Regions from separate parts of the Mus musculus genome. Here region 2 is linked to region 1. Evidence: chromatin loops called from intact Hi-C (ENCODE). Cell type or tissue: left cerebral cortex. All regions are shown on one strand. Each heading gives the region's core, and the rest is flanking DNA. Links, peaks and the distances in the headings are about the cores only.

Region 1 (5,428 bases), core at 246-5,245:
TGCCCCTTGGTTTCTGTTGCTTATATTCTTGCCTTTGCCTCTTGCATTTTGGTTATCTCTGGTGTTAGATGATTTTGCTGTCTCTGACTGTGGCTTGTCCCTCCTACAAGCCTGTGTGCCAGTACTTCTGGGAGACCAGTTCTCTCCAGGAGGTTTTGGTACGGAGCACTTTGGCACAGGATCAGCTGCTGGCACAAATGGAAACCGGAAGGATTTTGTCCCAGGCTGCTCCTCAGATCCTGTGTCTTGAGGGCCCTGGGCAGGTCCCTCTGAGCAGAAGTGGTGGTCTTACCTGTTATCACAGGCATGTCTGCACTCCTGGGAGACCAGCTCTTTCCCATAGGGATTTGGGTATGGAGCACTGTGGCACATGATCAGCTCTGGGCACAGACAGAAACCACAAGGCTCTTCTTTTTGTATTTCTAAAAAAATGTTATTGAGTACAACAATGTATTATACATGTACATTTACAGGTTTTTAAATGTTCATTATTTATTTATTTATTTATTTATTTATTTAGACTAGTTTTGTTCTGATGTCTACTTTACCCAATGCAAATATAACTAGTCTGACTAAGTTTTGGTTTCTATTTTCTGGATATATTGACTTTATTATTAAAAATAAAAAAAAACTCTGTCAATGTGTGCTTTTGACATTGAGGAATGTGTTTTTTTTCTCTAAACAATAAATAGTTGGATTTTATTTTTAATTCAATCAGGTAGTCTGTTCTTTATGTATAACTGAAGAATTAGGACTTCATATATAGGATTTTTATTGAGAGTAATTTTCTGATTTCTGTATTTTTTTTGTTAGTTCTTTTCTTGATTGCTGCAGATTGAATGATAATCATGCCCCTTTGGATCCTGCGTTTGAACATTAGTTCCCAGTTGATGATGTGATTTGAGAAGGCTATGGACGCTTTGGGATATAGTGTCTTGGGGAAAGAAGTATGTTATTGGGAGTTGGCTTTGAAGTTTTATAGACTAGTCCCCAATTCCTGTTTTTTGTCTCTGCTTCCTGACTGCAGAGTCCCCACTTCCTGTTTTCTATCTCTGCTTCTTGTTTGTGGAGAACCTGCCAGCAGTCTGCTTCTTGACTCCCATGCTGGTCTCAGGGTCTTTTTACCATACTTTCTCTATCGATTTTTTTTCTTAGCATCCTTTCTGGAATGGAATTTATTCTTTCCTATGTTCATGTAATGAAAAAAATGTTTCTTTCTCTTCTTTATGTAGGATTCAATTATTTATTTATTTTTTCTGCAATGCTAGCTTGATGATTGTGAATTGCATTAATCTGTGCTTATTTTTGAAATATGTTTATTTCACCATTGATTTTAAAGATAATTTTGCTCAGCAGTTATTTAGTTTCAGGATATGAAACCTTGGGTTTTAGGTCTTTTGCTAAGAGGTTTGAAGTTACTCTGATGAATTGACATTGTAAATTATTTCACATTTTTTTCTTGGAGTCTTTAATATTGTTTCTTTGTTTTATAGTTTTGGCAAGATGAGTGTAATGTGCTGTGAAGAGGATTTTCTCTGGAGATGTCTATTTGAGATTATAAATACCTCTTGGCCTTAAATGCCCATGAATTTCCCCTAGGTTTGGGAAACTTTCTGCTATAATTTCATTAAATAGATTTTCTATGACACTAAAAATAAATCTTAGTTGCATCTTCTACACCACAGAATCTCAACATTTATAATTATAAGATCATTTCACAATTCTTAGAACTAGGGTTTTTCTTTATTGCTTTCTAAAAGGAGTCTTCTGTTAGCCTTGTCTTCCATCCCAATATTCTAGCTTCTGTCTGTCTACTGGAAATACTTCTCAATGTGTTTTTATTTGATTAGCTGAGGTTTTCATTTCCAACATTTCTCTTTGATTTTTTTCTAACAAATCCTTTCCTCTTTCTTCCTTCCTTCCTTCCTTCCTTCCTTTCTTTCTTTCTTTCTTTCTTTCTTTCTTTCTTTCTTTCTTTCTTTCTTTCTTTCTTTCTTTCTTTCCTTTCTCTCTCCCCCTCTCTCTCTCTTTCTCTCTCTCTCCCTCCCTCCCTCCCTCTTTCTCTCTTTCTCTCTCCCTCCCTCCCTCCCTTCCTTCCTTCCTTCCTTCCTCTCTCCCCCAACCCCCGGATTTTTTATCCTTGTTCCCAAGTTTCTCTTCTGCAATTTTGCTTACTTCCCTACATCCTTGGTTTATTTTATTCTCATTCTTTTTTTAGTTCATTCATCTGGTTGTTTGATTTCTTTGAAATCACTGATCATTTTTAGAAGTAAGACTTTAGAGTCAGTAATTGGACAAGATTTGTTGTACATACCATGTTGTCTTTTATTTTCATCTTTCTTGTTTTCCTGTGTTGCACTACATGCATCTGTTGTTTTGGATACCTTTTCCTTCTTTATTTGAGGCTATTCCTAGTGTAGACACTACTCTTGTTGGCTCATTCATGAAGGGAAAAGCACAAAGAGCCAAAAAAAAAAAAGATGAAGTGTTGGAGCAGCTTGTTTCTGGGTTTTCTATAATTGGAGTCTGCCAGGTGGAGGTGGGGGAGGAAAGTTGAAACTGGTGTCTTGTGTTTCTATTTAAGATGTCGTTGAACCAGATTCTGTGAAGCGCCCAGTTGTTCCTTGGGATTTTTTTTCCTTCTAGAAGCTGTCTTCTTGTTGTATCCTGATACTTTGCTGACCACACTTAACTGTGCAGTCTGTGGGTTGGGGAGGCTCTCTTACACTCTCAAGATTTCTCACCTTGTATTCTTTGGGGTGGCTAATGCTGTAGTCTGGAGTTTCCCCTGAGTATATTTGTAATAGGGGGAGCCAATACAATATGGAGATCTATATAGGCTGCCTCATTCTTTAAAGACCTAAGTAACATAAAATGCAACTGTAGGAATGAGACTTTGAGAGACAGTTTTGCTGTCGATTAAGTAATTGTTTCCTTTTCCAGAAAGTTTCCCCTTTAATGCTTCATAATCATTTATGATTCTTATTTTAGATTGTCTTAATATTGGTAGATGTGACCATTCTGTATACAACTGACATAGTACTACTGGTAGATCCAGCAGTACCTCTCCTGGGCATGCACCCAGAAGATGTTCCAACTGGTAAGAAGGACACATGCTCCACTATGTTCATAGCAGCCTTATTTATAATAGCCAGAAGCTGGAAAGAACCCAGATGTCCCTCAAAATGTCGCAATTTACACAATGGAGTACTACTCAGCTAATAAAAACAACGAATTTATGAAATTCTTGGGCAAATGAATGTATCTGGAGGATATCATCCTGAATGAGGTAACCTAATCACAAAAAAAGTCACTTGATATGCACTCACAGATAAGTGGATATTAGCCCAGAAACCTAGAATACCCAAGATACAACTTCCAAAACACAGGAAAATCAAGAAGGAAGACCAACTCGTGGATACTTCATTCCTCCCTAGAATAGGGAATAAAATATCCATGGAAGGAGTTTCTTTAACTTTTTATTGAGACTCAATTACAAGGAAAGAAAAGAATATATAATTTTTGTTGGTGGTGTTTTGTTTGTTTTTTAGAGCAAGAATCATTTTAGCCAAGGGACTGTAAAATGCAACAATTACCTAAGCTCTTTATTGTTAGAACTGGTAGGAAAGGCCATTACCTGAATTTGGATTTTAAAATAGTCTCAATTCATCTCGTGATTTAATTTGGTCTATTTATTCAACTTCTTATGTTTTTAATCTATTCAATTAAAATAGCATTCCTTCCATTGCATGAGCTTAATGAAGCTAAATAATAAATGGTAAGTAAATTAATTCATATGCAGAGCTGAGGACAGTGTTGGAAATGTAGGAAACTCTCATTAAATATTAAGCATTATTTTTATTATTTTAAATACACTGGGTCATCGAGAACTGTTTGCTCCTTTTTTTATTATTAAAAATCACATTCTTGTATTTATCAAAAGGATTATTTGTGCAATCAACATTTCATTTTCTGGTGTTCCTCATCTTTTCCTTTTGTTATAATCCTTGCTAGAGGTAACTTTTAATGAACTAATAAGTTGGCCTTTCAAACGTGGGGAGGACAAAATTTAGCCCAGTGTTTCTTAAACTTTAAAATTCACAAGGATCATTTGAGGATTTTGTCTTTTTTTTGTTTTGTTTTGTTTTTGTTTTTGTTTTTAAGGTGGATTCTGATCTGTGTGTTAAGATGGGAAAGATTTTGGCTTTCAGTTTGAGAAGTTTCAGCACACACTTCTCAGCTTTATTGTTGGGCTTGTTGTGAGGCAGAGCAAGGTGATGGAAGCTGGAGTGGGGGTGGGAGGTTGGGGGGCAGTTGAGGCAGAGAGGAAACCAAGGATCCCCTTCCTGGGCACCTACTGTTCCTGCCTCCCAGAATAATCTCACCATATTATGAATTCATTAAAGGATTAATACATTGATTGAGCCTTCAGAATCCAACCACCTCCCTGGAGCTCACCAGCTTAGGTAACTGAGCTTCAGTCTTCAGGGAACACCACAGGTTAAACCACAAGAGCTTGATGAAGCCTGAAAGTGAGTTGCTAGCGAACATAAAGATGGGCACAGCATTCCTGGCACTACCTCTTGCGTATTAACATGGCTCTGGCCTTTCTTCCTGTGATTAAAACAAAACAAAACAAAACAAAACAAAACAAAACAAAAAAAACAAGGAAAGTTTTCATCATAAGATGTGAGTGTCTCTAGAGTGCATTCAACATATTAATTTCTCTACTCTTGTGTTCTTCCCTTCACACTGATGAAATCTCTGTTCTTTGTCACAGAGCTCACTTTCTCTATAGTGATTAGGTGACATGATCCTTTCTACGGGGATAACAATGCCTAGATCTACACAATGTATCTCTAAGATGTGGCTTTGCTTTACAATCTGCTTTACTCTGCACAAAGGAAGCAACTCTATAAAGAGCATGTGTTTCTGCCTCTTCATTAAACCTATTGTTTCAAGTATATTTTGAATAGTAAAATACTTTTAAAAAAGTAAATTTTTATTTTTCATACTATATCAGAAAATTTAGAATGGCTCATATGGTAATATAAAAATATCTAACATTGTGACTTCATAAATGTAGCAGTTCTGATTTTGTAATAATACCTTATCCTGGACTAGGTTTTATGCGTCCAAAATGATGGTAGTCAGCTAATTTTGTAAATAAAATATTTAGAGACATCTGTCTAAAGAATAAAGGTAAAATAACTTCTACTTAATTTGTAGTAAATTGTAAATCACTAATTACATAGATCAATGTTATCTCTATTGTGCTATTCTTTATATAGCAGCATACAATTTAGAAATGGTTTGATACACAATTAGAGAAGTTGGCATGGTGGAGCAATGTTTGTGATTATCATATACAATTTCAGATGATTAGCACATAACATTTCAATGGAAATATGAGCTTTTTAACCTAGTC
Region 2 (5,428 bases), core at 123-5,122, 200 kb before region 1:
GTGTTCTATGGACTAAAGCTTGGAGTTCATACTTTTCTAACTTAAGAAATCCAATTCAAAAAGTAACAAATTGTAACTTTGAAAACATTTATTAAAATTTTCTCACATAAAGCAATTTCTGTGAGTAAACTAACCAATTATATAATAATTTCCCCATGGCTATGAAATTGTTTTCAACAGTATATTTGCTCTGTTTTTCCTTTTGTCTACAGCAGATGCTATGCTGAAAAGTGCATGTTAATATTTTGCACTTGTGTATTTTATAATATACCACGAGAATATTAAAGACAGCACTTAAAAATGGCAAATATATTTGTATTTAATTCAAAGTTACATGATAACATTATAATGGATATTTGTAATGTATTTGATGCCATAATGTAGAGGCTACCTAGAGAGAAAGAAGAAAAAAAATATGTGGCATTTTATAATATTAGAAAAATGTTAGTAGTCTTTGGGGACGTGGTAGTTAACTTGGTTTGAAAAGACAAAATAAGATTAGTTGGAGTCATATAACTATAATATGTAGGGACATTATTCATTATGACAATAGCATACATGACCAAATAGCTCTCTTACCAAGTGAACTGCCAGTTAGGAGAGCTCATAGAGGCTGGTTCCCTGACAGTCATGCTATTTTCTTTGTAAATCGCTGCTGCATTGATGACATTACATTGCTGTTTAAGGAGGACCCTATATCCATAGTTTATCATTGTTGCTTTAGTCTGTTATTTAATTTAATTGGAAGTCAAATAAGGTCTAGGAATAGATGTAGCTCAGCGGTAGAACACTTGCCTAGCATGTAAGGCCCTGGGTTTGAGTCCCTGTACTGAAGGAGTCAAAGAACAGTATTTGGAGTGAACTCAACCCAAACATGAGTAATATTATTTTATTTTACAAGCCATTTCTTCATTTCCCATTACTCTTTTTTTTTTTTTTTTGCTTTCATAATTTTTAGTGACTACTTGTATCTCAATGATGGATGGACAGGCATTAGAATCTGATATTTCTATCCCTAGTTATAATTGCTACTTTACAAGCATATTTTAGCATTATATTTACTTCAAGGTGGTGATATTTCTGGACTGCTAACATAATATTTAAAATATTTTTTTAATATTTATATGTTCAGTATTTTATAAGGATGCAAATGATCATATATTTGCCATGCAGTTTTCTATCTGCCTGTGTTTGGGTACCAGTACGAAATGTAATTTTGACTTGCAGGTGTTCATGAAGCCAACTGCTGCTAAGGAAATTGAATGCCAGAAAATACATGAATACCCACCATCTACATAAGTGATTGTCCATTGTGTAGTTGAGAAATTGTTTCATATCTACACAATGCCCATCCATGAAGAACAACTAAGATGTCCCGTAGCTACATAACACCTGTACAGGTCAACTAAAACACGTCAAAGAAAACAGTGGAATATAAATCCCTCTGCCTCTAGAAATTCTAAACTAGAAGTTATTAAACTCAATGACTCTCAGAATCACACTGAAGGCTTGTTAAGCCATATTCCAGGGTCCAAACTTTGAAGTTTATGATTCAGTAAGTCTGGTGTGAGGCTCTAAAATACACATTTCTGACACATTCCCAGGTGATACTGATATTAGCACATCAGAAAGTGTGTCCTCTGGTTTTATTCAACCTGGCTGCTTCCAATAAATCTCTGATTTTCCCCTCAGGGCTATAGCATCTATAACCTTCTCTCAAATGATAGCATCTACAGTATTTCAAAATTTCTTCAAAATGTTTCTTTTGACATTCTTACTTATTGGAGACTCTTAAATAAATGACCTCTCACTAATTTTTCCGTTATATATGTCTCTATTTTCATTGGTGGCTCAGTGTGTTTCTTCCTGTTTAGGGATATACGTCTTCCCCCCTCCAATTTATCCTAGGTTTTTATATTCTTTTCTGAGAGAATATTGAGTCAGGTGTAGAGAACTCACAGGCATGACCAGAACAGTCACGAAGGCCTTGTATGTACTTTTAGTAACACATGACCTTTTACTCCTACCCTCCCTCCCTCCCTCCCTCCCTTCCTCCCTCCCTCCCATCCTCTTTGTTTCTCTCTCTTTCTTTCTTGCTTTCTTTTTTTGGCAAATGCCATTTTAAAAAACTGTTCAAAAATTTTATTTTTCACATTTGTTGGTGTGTGTGTTTCTCTGTGTGCATGATCATGCATATCATGGCATATGCACGGATGGAGGTCAACTTTGAAGGGTCAGTTTTCTCTCCTCCCACCACAAGCGATTCAGAGAGCAAACTATGGTTCACAGGCTTGTTGGCAAGAGCCTTTACTTGCCCAGCTGTCTTGCAGGTCCTCCCTGGCATTCTTATGTATTCGCCCTGCAAACAATTTTTGAAAGGTCAGTGTTCTTTTATGAAGAACTTACTCCAAATCCAGTGCCACATCTGGGAAATATGACAAATTAATTAATTAATTTCTGTTATTTTTCTCCAATTTATGCCATTCTCTCTTCATATGTCTATAGATTCAATTAAAAATTGTTTCTCTCTCTCTCTCTCTCTCTCTCTCTCTCTCTCACACACACACACACACACACACCCGTGTGTGTGTGTGTGTGTGTGTGTGTGTGTCTGTCTGTCTGTCTGTCTGTCTGCATGGTTTCTTACAGTGTGCTCAGAGACCAGAGGGGGTATCCTAGTGTATCACTTTCCACCTTATTCCTTTAAGACAGGGTCTCATTGAACCTGGATCTTCCTGCTTGGCTAGTGGCCAGAAAACCCCAAGTATCCTGTTTCTGCCTCCAGCAGTGTTGGAGTTATATGTATGTTCAGCCATATCAAGCTTTTTACAAAAGTGCTGACACTTGAACTCTGGTCTTCATGCTTATGCAGCAAGTGATCTTACCTACTGACCATCTCTTCAGGCCTCTGAATAGCTTGTAAATTAATTTCTTTGCAATGCTGTTTACTTAATATTAAGAGAACAGAATTAAAGCTACTGACACTTACTGTATTATAAGCAAGGATAACTTTCCGTTTTAGTTTGCCTGATACACAATTTTTGCCATAAGAAATTACTCTGCAATTCTATTTTGAGAAGAAAATGAAATGAGACAAGCTGTCTGGAAATAGGCTTTCATAAAAGAATGCCATAGGAAAGAGGACCAGCTAAAAACTAGGAGAGTTGTTGGATAAGTCAACTGATTTCTCTCTGTGTCACCCTGTAACATTTACATGACCCTTAACAAAATGGCACTCAATGCCAGAAACTCCTCTTAAACCTTGGTCATATTTCATAATTATGTGACATATAAATATGAATTATAAATATGTCAAGCAAATTATATTGCCGTTTACCAGAACCCTGTCTAATATTAAATCTAGAAAACTAATACATCTTCTAGAGTGATATTCATAGACAATAAAGAAGACAGGAAAATGAGTGGAGCTAGTCACAGTTGGGTTTTTAATTTCCTTTATTCTTATTTTTCCTGACACCTATACACAGAAGTACAACAAAACATTTTCTTTGTCCAATTTAAACACAGCCTTTCACTAGACTCTTCATCCAAACTCCTATTCAGGTTTCCACTCTATGTCCTTGTATTGTTAGGGACACCGACTGGTTACCTGACATAGAGCACACCACAGGTGTCACTTCTGCCCCTCAACACAGGTTTTTTTCTGAATTTCAAATATCTTTACTGGGGAAAATTAGTCTATGAAGACCTGCAGTCTCATTAGTCAAAACCTAAAAGTTTCTTACACTTCAGCCAGCATAAGAAATCGACAACTTGATGATCTAGTCACATGGTACATTAAAAACCTCCTAATTCACATAATATTTTCAATCTAATGGTTATTTACATTCTAGAGTTTGCTTTGTTTCTAATTTTACTGTCCTTAGGCTAAACTATCAGCTCTTAGGGAAATAGTTTAATTTATTTTCTTCTGTGAATAATTAATGAGGTCATACACAAATAGGTTTTTTTTAAAAATATTTTTTATCATTATGTATTTTCCTCAATTACATTTCCAATGCTATCTCAAAAGTCCCCCACACCCTCCTCCCCACTCCCTTACCCACCCATTCCCATTTTTGGGCCCTGGCATTCCCCTGTACTGGGGCATATAAAGTTTGTGTGTCCAATGGGCCTCTCTTTCCAGTGATGGCCAACTAGGCCATCTTTTGATACATATGCAGCTAGAGTCAAGAGCTCCGGGGTACTGGTTAGTTCATAATGTTGTTGCACCTACAGGGTTGCAGATCTCTTTAGCTCCTTGGATACTTTCTCTAGCTCCTCCATTGGGGGCCCTGTGCTCCATCCAATAGCTGACTGTGAGCATCTACTTATGTGTTTGCTAGGCCCCGGCCTAGTCTCACAAGAGACAGCTATATCAGGGTCCTTTCAGCAAAATCTTGCTAGTGTATGCAATGGTGTCATCATTTGGAGGCTAATTATAGAATGGATCTCTGGATATGGCAGTCTCTAGATGGTCCATCCTTTTGTCTCAGCTCCAAACTTTGTCTCTGTAACTCCTTCCATGGGTGATTGTTTCCAATTCTAAGAAGGGGCAACTTAAAGGGCCACAAATAGTTTTCATAATAGCATTATAAATAGGCAAGACTGTAAGGTCAAGTCTATCAAGACCTTATATGAAAACCTATATAAAAACCTACATATTGGATTAAATTAGTTTAATAATAACAATATTGTGCTATATTATTTTACACATATCAAGGCATTTATTTTCTTAAAGTTGCTCCATGAGATGAAAGCAGTCACTATGTTTCCTCATAAATTGGAAAACAAAGGCACAGAAACGTCACAAATATCCCTAAATTGAAAACACAGCTAACCTTAGATACGTACATTTGATTTGGAATGTCTGTAGAATCCAGGAATCTAGAATCATTGGTTTGGGGGAGCGGGGGGAGTGATCTTAAAGGAGGGGGAGGAAACACATGTTCTTAACTACCATTCTCTCCAAGAGAGATGCATTCCTCCACAGATCCATGCCACTCATGGGCTCTCTAAAGTATTTTTCTATAAAATAAAGGTTTTGCTATGTATCAGATGTGATTTCAAGTGGAAGGAAATATTCCATAGGATGAATGTTTAAAGTGTGGATATGGCCAGATTTCCATGAGTACTACATGCTGCTACATGAAATAGCAGCAATTACTCACACTGCTTTCTAAAATCTTTTACTGGCAGTACAACTCTGAGCCCTTACATCTGTGCATTTATTTTTCTGTTCCTATTTATTCCTTTAAGAACCATTTGGTGGGTTCTTTTTTATGTGGTGATTAGCCGTAAAAATCGCAATTAAACACTTTAAAGGTATGTATGCATATATGTATGTATGCATACATACATACATACACATATGTATGCACATGTATATATGTACATATGTGTATATGTATATATGTGTATATATAAT

The links. Hi-C counts contacts between places; a loop is a spot of excess contacts. Peaks named below come from ENCODE experiments on the same cell type or tissue, not always from the same donor. Only the 100,000 strongest peaks of a DNase experiment are listed, where the experiment ranks them.
Region 2: a loop joins it to region 1, with 2.3 times the contacts of the local background. A loop is called at or near these places in 5 of 42 quality-filtered maps.

The regions. Positions count from the first base shown.
Region 1 is chr16:65,127,038-65,132,465 of GRCm38, forward strand. No RefSeq gene overlaps it. Among named protein-coding and RNA genes, the nearest start is that of Htr1f, 24 kb to the left of the region's middle. In left cerebral cortex, for the core only: no CTCF peak of the experiment used is centred there; a DNase peak (open chromatin) is centred at 2,559.
Region 2 is chr16:64,927,068-64,932,495 of GRCm38, forward strand. All of the region lies in intron 2 of Htr1f (5-hydroxytryptamine (serotonin) receptor 1F), which reads right to left. Among named protein-coding and RNA genes, the nearest start is that of Gm33971, 55 kb to the left of the region's middle. In left cerebral cortex, for the core only: no CTCF peak of the experiment used is centred there; a DNase peak (open chromatin) is centred at 2,770.